Linked DNA regions of Homo sapiens: region 2 is linked to region 1. A link is an interaction called in ENCODE POLR2A ChIA-PET data of the cell type or tissue named here. Cell type or tissue: PC-9. All regions are shown on one strand.

Region 1 (5,000 bases):
CATATATATGATATGTATTTATCTATATATCACATATATCATATGTATATGATATATGTTTGTGTACGAAGCCACATATCAAATTAATGAAACCAAAATCGCATTGAAATTTGAGGAGAAAATGATAGAAACACCTTTTTGGAGGTTCTGCTAGTATAATAAGACAAGGCATTGGAATAATTAGAAGAGTAAGAAAAAATATGTTTATTCTTATCTAATAAACATTAGTAAGTGAGTGTGGCTAATACATAGGTTTTCCAACATGGTTGGATACAAGGGATGTGTATAAAAGGTCACTTTTCAGTTATTTTGAAAATAGTATATGATAACTAGAAATGCAATCGTAAATTAAAATGGTATCACACATATTATTAAACCTGTAGACATATTTACCGAGAAAAGAGTAACACAAATCTTACTGAAAGTCAAATCTTAGGCTGGGCGTGGTGGCTTGCATGTGTATTCTCTGAACTTTGGGAGGCTGAGGAGGGAAGATCACTTGAGCCCAGGAGTTTGAGACCAACCTGGGGAACATGGAAAAAGCAGGTCTCTACAAAAATAAAAATATTAGCTAGGTGTGGTGGCTTGTGCCTGTGGTCCCAGCTCCTTGGGAGTCTGAGGTGAGAGGATCACTTGAGCCTGGGAGGTGGAAGCTGCAGTGAACCAAGATGATGCCACTGTACACCAGCCCGAATGATTGAATGAGACCCTGACTTGCAAAAAAGAAAGAAGTAAAATTTGTAGAATATGTAAATTTATGTATTTTTTGAAAAAACTTTTTATCTGACTTGAAGGAAATGGAATGGTTCAACAAAATGGCATCTTCACAACATTTTATTCGGCCATTAAATCAAAGAAAAAGATTTACATACTCAACAACTTGGGTGAATGCCATGTGTGTTAAGTCAATAAAAGCCCATTCAAAAGATCTTATACTGTATTACTCCACTTATAGTGACAAAATTCTAGAAATAATTGTAATAATTAGCATTGCCAAGGGTTGTGGATAGTGGAGAGGAGGTTGTATTAATCTGTTCTCACGCCACTAATAAAGACATACCCAAGACTGGGTAATTTATAAAGCAAAAGAGGTTTAATGGACTCACAGTTCCACATGGCTGGGAAGACCTCACAATCATGGCAGAAGGCAAAAAGAGGAGCAAAGGCACCTCTTACATGGTGGCAGGCAAGAGATCGTGTGCAGGGAAACTGCCCTTTATAAACCAGCAGATCTCATGAGACTTATTTACTATAACCAGAACAGCACAGGAAAAACCCACCCCCATGATTCAATTACCTCCCACTAGGTCCCTCCCACACCATGTGCAGATTATGGGAGCTACAATTCAAGATGAGATTTAGGTAGGGACATAGCCAAACCATGTCAGAGGTGAACCAGTTTCATTAGAAAAAGGGATTTTTATGGTAATGAAATAGTTCTGTATCTTTTCAGTGGTGGTTCCTCAAAAGTAGACATGAGAAAAATTATGTCATAAAACTATATATACATTGGACCCATATTAATTTCTTTGACATTGTAGTATAGGTAAATAAGGTATTGCCATTAGGAAAACCTGGTTGAAGGGTATACAAGACCTCTGTGCTATCTTCACAAATTCCTATGAATCTCTAATTCTACCAAAATTAGTTTTAAAAATACGGTATCAGTGAATGTCAGGTTTAAACTGTCTTTACAGAGATTAAACTTAATACCTTAAATGGTATGCTTTCATGTCACTTCTGATTCTTTTTCTGAATAGTTTAAACCTAATGGTATGCGGTCTTACTTTAGAAGTGAATATTTCCGTGTTTTATATTTCACATATTTGCTTACTTTCTCCTTTGGGTATTTTCAAATGCTTACAATAATTTGACACCATGATTCACTGTTTACTCTTGCTTGAGAAATAAAATTCCAGATTGGAAATAACTCACAAACGCATTAACAGTATTGTTTATTATCACCTGCAATGCCTAAGCAAACTTTCAAGATCTCACGATTTTCTTTCTCTCTCAGTTCAATCAGCTTTTGATTTGCTATTTCGTTTCCTGTTCTTCAGATTAACTTTCTTTTTATTCTTCCCATTAAATGCAATTTTTCATCTTTTTACGTTTGTTCTGCCTTCAATAACAGAGAAATATTATGTAACTGTGTTTGCCCAAACTATTTTTTTCTAGTTGTTTCCCTGACTTAATAGCTCAGTATGACTCAGCATTCTAGAAATTAAAATAGAGGAAGATTCTAAATACACAATCAACTTCGCTTTTGTGTGTTCATCACAGCAACATGTAACAAAAAGAAACATTTCTTTAGAGTAGAAACATTTTGAGAATCTAGCTTTATTTTTCTTTTTTTGAGACAGGGTCTCACTCTGTCACCCAGGCTTGAGTGCAGAAGTGCAATCACAGCACACTGCAGCCTTAACCTACTGGGCTCAAGCAATCCTCCCACTTCAGCCTTTGGAGTAGCTGGAACCACAGATGTGTGCCACCACGTCTGGCTAATATTTTTTTTCTTTTATATTTTGTAGAGACTGAGTCTCGCTATGTTGTCTGGGCTGGTCTCAGACTCCTGGGCTTGAGCCATCCTCCCACCTCAGCCTCCCAAAGTGCCAGGATTACGGACATGAGCCACCTCACCCAGCCAGGATCTAGCTTTCTTGCACCTCTTAGAAGTGGCATAAATGTAATGGAAACAGAGCCTTATTAGATTTTCATTTAATGTTTTAGAAGAAACATCAGTAAAAAGCTCTCTAAAACATCTCCTTTTGTAGATAACGTTAAAAAAACCCTTCAAAACATAAAATAAAAATACTTGAGACTTCATTGTTGATGAATTATTGTATGCATTTAAGCACTGCAATAAAATTCAGTTTAGAACACTAATAACCCTAGTCAGAATTTAATTGGGAGGCTAACAAAAACCTAGATTATTGTTGCTCTTCAAAATATGTGAGCTCAAAGATGGTACTTTTGTTACAATTTAAATGCACTATGGCTTCTATATTTTTAAGAGCAGAAAAATAAAGGAGCAAACATTTTTACATATACAAAATAAAAGAGTGAATCACAAGCTGATAAATTTTGCTTCTCCAAAAGAAACATGTATTCATAGAAAGTAGAGACTTATTCTAATATTTATAAATGCAATATTAAGCAATTCTTTACAAAGCAGGCATAATACACAAAAACAAATCATACTGCTAGGCTAAATGTGTAGCTTTCTTACATTTATTAAGAAAACACATTGTCAAGCCATCTTTTGGCATTATATTAAAGTGCATTTTTGCATAGTTTGTGTGGCAAAATAGTGAAGGTTTTCAGAAGGATATGTGTGTGGAACCAACAGATAAACATATATGTGTTCAATTTTTCTGTTAAAAATAGCATTGCATCTCCAACACAATAAAGAATAACAATTTGCTCCCTCCTTCAATCTACTCTCAGTGGGCTACAGATGCCAGGTCACCAGACATTGTTCATTCTCTTAACCAAGGGGGAGAATCCTCTAACCTGGGGCTCCCCAACCCCCAGGCCACAGACTGGTACTGTGGCCTGGGGGTTGGGGAGCCCCAGGTTAGAGATACCAGTCCGTGGCATGTTAGGAACCAGGCCACATGGCCGAAGGTGAGTGGCGAGTGAGCAAACAAAACTTCATCTGTATTTACAGCTGCTCCCCATGGCTCACATTACCACCTGAGCTCCACCTCCTGGCAGATCAGTGGCAGCAGTAGATTATCATAAGAGTGCAAACTCTATTGTGAACTGCGCATGTGAGGGATCTAGGTTGCGTGCTCCTTATGAGAATCTAATTCCTGATGATCTATCACTGTCTCCCATCACCCCCAGATAGGACTGTCTGACTGCAGGAAAACATGCTCAAAGATCCCACTGATTTTACATTATGATGAGCTGTAGAATAATTTCATTATATATTACAATGTAATAATGGTGGAAATAAAGTGCACAATATATGTAATGCTCTTGAATCATCCTGAAACCATCCCCCTGCCACTGGTTGATGGAAAAATTGTCTTCCCTGAAACTGGTCCCTGGTACCAAAAAGGTTTGGGACTGCTGCTCTAACCCTCTTGTCTCTAGGGAGAGGCCTGTCCTAATGGTTGCTTGGACCTAAAGCCATTTAGGACAAGGAGTACTTGAACGAAGCTTTCCTCCAATTGCCCTAGTGAGATTCAATACAAAATTTGAGGAGCCCAGAAGTACAAAGTGGAGTCCAGTTCACTGCAAAAGAGGCAGGCTCTCAAAAAATTTTTCCTTTCCTCTCTGAGTTAGTGTGCTATTGCTCCCTAGTACTTAAAAGACTGTAAACCAAAAATAAAATCCTAAGCTCCTCAACTAACTGAACAAACCCCCTCTGGGCCAAAGGGACCCCAGAGAAACCTGAAAAACTGGATTCCCAGCCATGACAGGAAGAGAGGTCAGACATACGTCCTTCCTTACCCCTCCTGCCTTTTGGAGTCTAGGCACAACCCACCAGCATTCACATTAAAGTACGGCTCAAAAGACTGACAAAACAGACCCCTGGGACAGGAAATTACCAAATTCCAACCTGACTCTGGTATAGCATCGTATGACAGATAGCAGACCCGGAAGGAAATCAAAATATCTCACCCCAACATAGATTTCTTTGTCATATTTTGAAATGGCCCTGCAAAACCATCTTTCCTGGCAGAAATTTGCATCTGTGGAGAATCTCCATTCATACAGCCAGGACTTTGCTGTATCTAGGAAAGATTAACTCTAAGTCTGACACCTTGAAAGGTCTGAAAAGAGACATTTACCATCTGTTCTCTCTGAAGGCTGCTACCTGGAGGTGTCTTCTACATGATAAGTACCTTGGCTTCCACAACTCCTCGCCCTTTATCTTAGCATTTATTTCTACTGACTTCAACTCTTTAGACAAAACTTAACTCTTTCAACCAATTGCCAATCAGAAATCTTTAAATCTACCTATGACCTGTAAGGCCCCACTTCAAGAG
Region 2 (5,000 bases), 730 kb before region 1:
GCAACGCTGAAGCCACAGAAGACACCGCAGTGGGAAAACCAGCATAAGCCGCTGCCCCCAAGGAACCTCAAAGCCCAGGCAGAGGACCAGCCATCCCAGTCGCACAGGTAAAGTGTGTCACCTGTCAGGTGGGCTTGGGGTGAGCGGGTGGGGGGAGTGTGTGTGCAAAGGGGGTGTGAGTGTGTATGTGTGTGAGCACATGTGAGTGTGATGGCTAGTGTGACTGCATGTAAGGGAGTGTGAACAAGCGTGTGAGGGTGTGTGTGCAAGTATGTATGCATATGAGAATATGTGTCTGTGGATGAGTGCATTTGAAAGCCTGAGTGTGTGTGTGTGTGTGTGGTCATGAGGGCAAGTTAGTGACTGAATGCGCAGGATGTGTGAGTGTGCATGGAACACTGTCAGTGTGTGTGTGGCAAGTGTGTAGGTGTGTGAGGACAGGCAGAAGTGTGTCAGTGTTGTGATGATGGAAGTGTGAATGAGTGTATGAGTGTGCAAAAAGGTATGGAGTGAATGTGCATGGAAGTGTGTGTGTAAACTATGAAGGCATGTAGTATGTCAGTATGTGAGTGTGCAGTGCATGTGTGTGGGAGGGTGAGCGTGTGAGTTAGTGTGACTGCTTGTGGGTGTGTTTATGAGTGTGTGCCAGTGGGTATGAGTGTGAGAGCATGTAAAAGTGTGTGTGTAGTGTGACAGTGTGTGTGTACTGTGACATTGTGTGGCTGCGTGTCAGTGTTTATGAATGACAGCATGTGAAAGTATGCATGTGTATGTGGGTGCATACATGTAAGTGTATGAGGGTGCGTGTGATGGTGTAAGTGTAGGGTTGTGATGCATGAGTGTGAGTGTGGCTGTGTTTTTCAGTATATGACTGTGTATGTGTATTGGGTGTGGACCTGAGTGTGCTAGTGTGCAAGGGCAAGTGTAAAGGGCATGAGAATGCAAGTGTGTGTACATGAATGAGTGGGAGTGTGTGCATGGGAGTGAGTGCATGTGCCTGTGTGAGTGCACTCTCAAAAGCGTGGAAGGGTGCAAGCCTCCCCCACTAACTCCTGTCCCCTGCTGAAATCATCTTTCCCACCTCCTTCCCTGCCATCCCTACAGTGTACCCCATAAGAGTGCTGGCTTTCCTTCCGGGCACTCTGCCCTCCCCCATTTCAGGCATCCCTGCACACCCGTTCTGTACAAGAAGGAGGTACCTCTTCTCTGCATCCGTAGGTTCTGCACTCCAGGGGTAGCTCCCCATAGCTGGTCCACAGACCATCACCCACCCCCCCAATTGCCACCCAGAGGGATGAGAGGGCTTACAACAGTGGGGACAGCTGGTGCTAGCCCCTAACCCTACTAAACTTCCATAGAGACCCTTACAGGGCTTTTCCATTGGGAAAAGTTGGGGAAAACCCAGGAACATTCAGAAGTGCAGTGAAACCATGTCTTGGATGGCTTGGGAGGGATGCCGTTTATCCCGGGAGACAGGATTGAGTGCTAGAAGGCTGGGCAGGGGGGGAGCTGTTTGAATAGCTGAGGTGAGAAAGTGGGGAAAAAAGTGACATAGTAGATAAAATACAAGGTAAAATAAAGTATAGCCACCTGAAGAAACAATGTTGGACCATATTGGGCAGATTTAAAGATTATGTGTGGGCAGTCATGTTATCTACCATGCCTCCCATTTTAAATTCATGTTTTCTTAGAATGTTATTATTCTAACATATATTTAACTATTTCAAAGCATAGAATTCGGTGGCATTTAGTACACAGCATGCATAATATTGTACAACCATCATCTCCATCTCCCTGAACATTTTTATCACCCTCAAAAAAGAATATCACCCCCATATTCATCAAGCAAAAGTTAATTTTAATTATTAAAAAAAAAAAGGCATCAGAATTTTGAGCCCTAGTCCACACTTTTTGTTTTGTTTGTTTTTTGTTTTTTATTTTTTTGAGACAGAGTGTCGCTCTCTTATCCAGGCTGGGGTGCAGTGGCGTGATCTCGGCTCCCTCCAACCTCCGCCTCCCGGGTTCAAGCGATTCTTGTGCCTCAGCCTCCTGAGTAGCTGGGACTACAGGCGCCCGCCAACATCCCGGCTAATTTTTGTATTTTCAGTAGATACGGGGTTTTACCATGTTGGCCAGGCTGTTCTTGAACTCCTGACCTGAAGTGACCCACCCGCCTCGGCCTCCCAAAGTGCTAAGATTACAGGCATGAGCCACCACGCCCGGCCCACACTTATTTTTGAAAAGCAATTCTTGATTTCATTTATTTTAAAAGGATCCTCTCTCTTCCCTCTGTTATGGTGATTTTCTTGTGTGGCTTAAATAGCAAATTGAACCCACTAGATGGCACCAAACACTAGCATTTTTTAAAAAAAACAGCAACTCAGAAATCAATGATTTTTGACACAATCTACTGTTCTTTCTTAGACCTTCATGTGAGGTTTAGCTGGGGGGTGAAAATGCATGAATGGCAATGTTTTTGCAATGGAAGGAGCTATCTGGTGCAGAGAACCCAACTATGTAATTATTATTGCATCATAGGTCAACCAGGTGTGCTTAGAATGTGAGAAAAATACAATTTCCCCATTATTTCCAGGTGAGGTCAACCAAAGGTGAGTGAAACTGGCTCAGTCACCTGCTTGGGGCACTTCCAAGGTAAATGCTGCAGGCTCCCAGAGGAGAAAATTAAATACACAGGGATAATGAGACTGTGCAAATTTTTAAAAAATTTCATAATCCCAGTGGAATAGCTTATTTATTTATTTATTTTTACAATGGAGGTATTTACCTGTCTGAGCTATTATGAATAAAAATGCATGGTATCAGTGGACACGTCTTTGTCTATAGGCTATTTCTATTTTTTTTTCTTGGTTACATGTTTAGGTTCATATGCTGCACTGTTTTTCAAAAGTTGTCGTTTCACTTTGCACTGTGAATGTAGGAGGGTTGTAGTTGCTTTATATTTAGTGCTTGTTATTGTCAAGCTTGAAAATGTTATTTATGCTCGTGGTCATGTAGGGATATCTCATTGTGTCTTTAATTTGCAGTGCTCTGATCACTAATAATGATGGTATCTTTGTTTATATACCTATTGGCTCCGTGTGTGTGAGAGTGTGTGTGTGTGTATTATTTTTCTGTGAAGTATTTGTTCATATATTTTGTCAGTAGTCTGTTGAGTTGCTTGTCTTTTGTAATTGAGTTGTTTATATATTCTGAATATATAATAAATATATTTTATGTAATGTTTTTTCCCAGTATGCAGCTTATCTTTTCTTTTATTAATGATGTTGTTTAAAGATAATTTTGAATTTTGATAAAGTCCACTTCATCCATTTTTAAAAATATTATGATTCATGCTTTTAGTGTCCTATCTAAACAACCTTTTCTTTTCTTTTCTTTTCTTTTCTTTTTTTTTTGCAACCTCCACCTCCTGGATTCAAGCAATTCTCCTGCCTCAGTCTCCCAAGGAGCTGGGATTACAGGTGCACGCCACCAAGCCAGGCTAATTTTTTTTTTTTTTTTTTTTTGCATTTTTTTGTAGAGATGGGGTTTCATCATTGTTGGCCAGGCTGTTCTCAAACTCCTGACCTCAAGTAATCTGCCTGCCTCGGCCTCCCAGATTGCTGGGATTACAAGCATGAGCCACCATGCTCAGCCCTAAAAAATCTTTTCTATACCAAGTTCAAGAAGAGTTGTTCATGTGTTTTCACCTAGATGCTTAATAGTTCAGCTTTTTCATTTACGTCTATGATACATTTTGATAAAACCTTCTAAATAGTATGAAAAAAGGGTTTTTTAAAAATTCCTAGAAGAATACTCAGTTATTCTTACACCATTTCTTGAAAAGCTTATTATTTCCACATTGAGTCAATTGACCATGGATATGTGGTTCTATCTTATATCATTGTTTTCCCTGTCTGTCCTACTGCCTGTGACACATGACATTGATACTGTTGCCTTCTAGTAAATCTTGAACTTAAGAAGCATATGTGCTCTAATTTTGTTGTTCTTTATCTAAATTACTTTGCTATTCTAGGTCCTTGGCATTTGCAGGTAAATTTTGGAGTTAGCTTGTCAATATAAAAAAAATCCTAATGAAACATTGATTGACATTTCATTGAATCAGTAGATCAAGTAAGAGGAAATTATCAGCTTAACAATGCCAATACTTTCAAATAATAGAGATGATATATCTCTCTATGTATTGGTCTTCATAAATTTCTCTCATCAACATATATATTTAAAAACTTTCAGTGTTCAGGTGTTGCATAAATTTGCTAAATCTGTCTCTCAGTACTACTTTCTATTGTAAATGACATTTAAAATAATTTGTTTTCCAACTTTTTGTTACTGGTATAATTTAATTTTTTTTTTTTTTTTTGAGATGGAGTCTTGCTCTGTTGCCCAGGCTGGAGTGCAGTGGTGCAATCTCGGCTCACTGCAAGCTCTGCTTCCCGGGTTCACGCCATTCTCCTGCCTCGGCATCCTGAGTAGCTGGGACTACAGGTGCCCACCACCATGCCCGGCTAATTTTTTTGTATTTTCAGTAGAGATGGGGTTTCACCGTGTTAGCCAGGATGGTCTTGATCTCCTGACCTCATTATCTGCCCGCCTCGGCCTCCCAAAGTGCTGGGATTACAGGCTTGAGCCATCGCGCCCAGCCTAATTTAATTTTTAAAATTAGCCATGTATTCTGTGACCTTCTAAATCCATTTATTATTCTGGTAGCTTTTCTGCAGATGCTAGAGAATTTTCTACATGCAAGATCATGTCATTATGAATAAAAACTATTTTACTTCATTCCAATATATGCCTTTCCTTCCCTCCCTCTCTTCTTTCTTTCTTTCTTTCTTTCTTTCTTTCTTTCTTTCTTTCTTTCTTTCTTTCTTTCTTTCTTTCTTTCCTTCCTTCCTTCCTTCCTTCCTTCCTTCCACTGAATAGGATTCCCAGTACTATCTTTAACCTTTTTGTTTTACCCAAAAAGCTAGGCAGCTGCACCCTGC

Evidence for each region. Peaks named below come from ENCODE experiments on the same cell type or tissue, not always from the same donor. Only the 100,000 strongest peaks of a DNase experiment are listed, where the experiment ranks them.
Region 2: POLR2A ChIA-PET joins it to region 1 with 10 read pairs; 1 of 35 experiments calls an interaction of 5 or more read pairs at or near these places.

What each region holds. Positions count from the first base shown.
Region 1 is chrX:4,667,132-4,672,131 of GRCh38, forward strand. No RefSeq gene overlaps it. Among named protein-coding and RNA genes, the nearest start is that of FAM239C, 730 kb to the left of the region's middle. In PC-9, no CTCF peak of the experiment used is centred here; a DNase peak (open chromatin) is centred at 1,880; H3K4me3 peaks cover 1,336 bases; H3K27ac peaks cover 2,373 bases.
Region 2 is chrX:3,937,831-3,942,830 of GRCh38, forward strand. It overlaps FAM239C (family with sequence similarity 239 member C), which reads right to left and starts at 42. Exons shown (of 2, transcript XR_001755780.2): 1 at 1-42. In PC-9, a CTCF peak has its summit at 2,369 (motif pointing right); a DNase peak (open chromatin) is centred at 2,521; H3K4me3 peaks cover 484 bases; H3K27ac peaks cover 2,374 bases.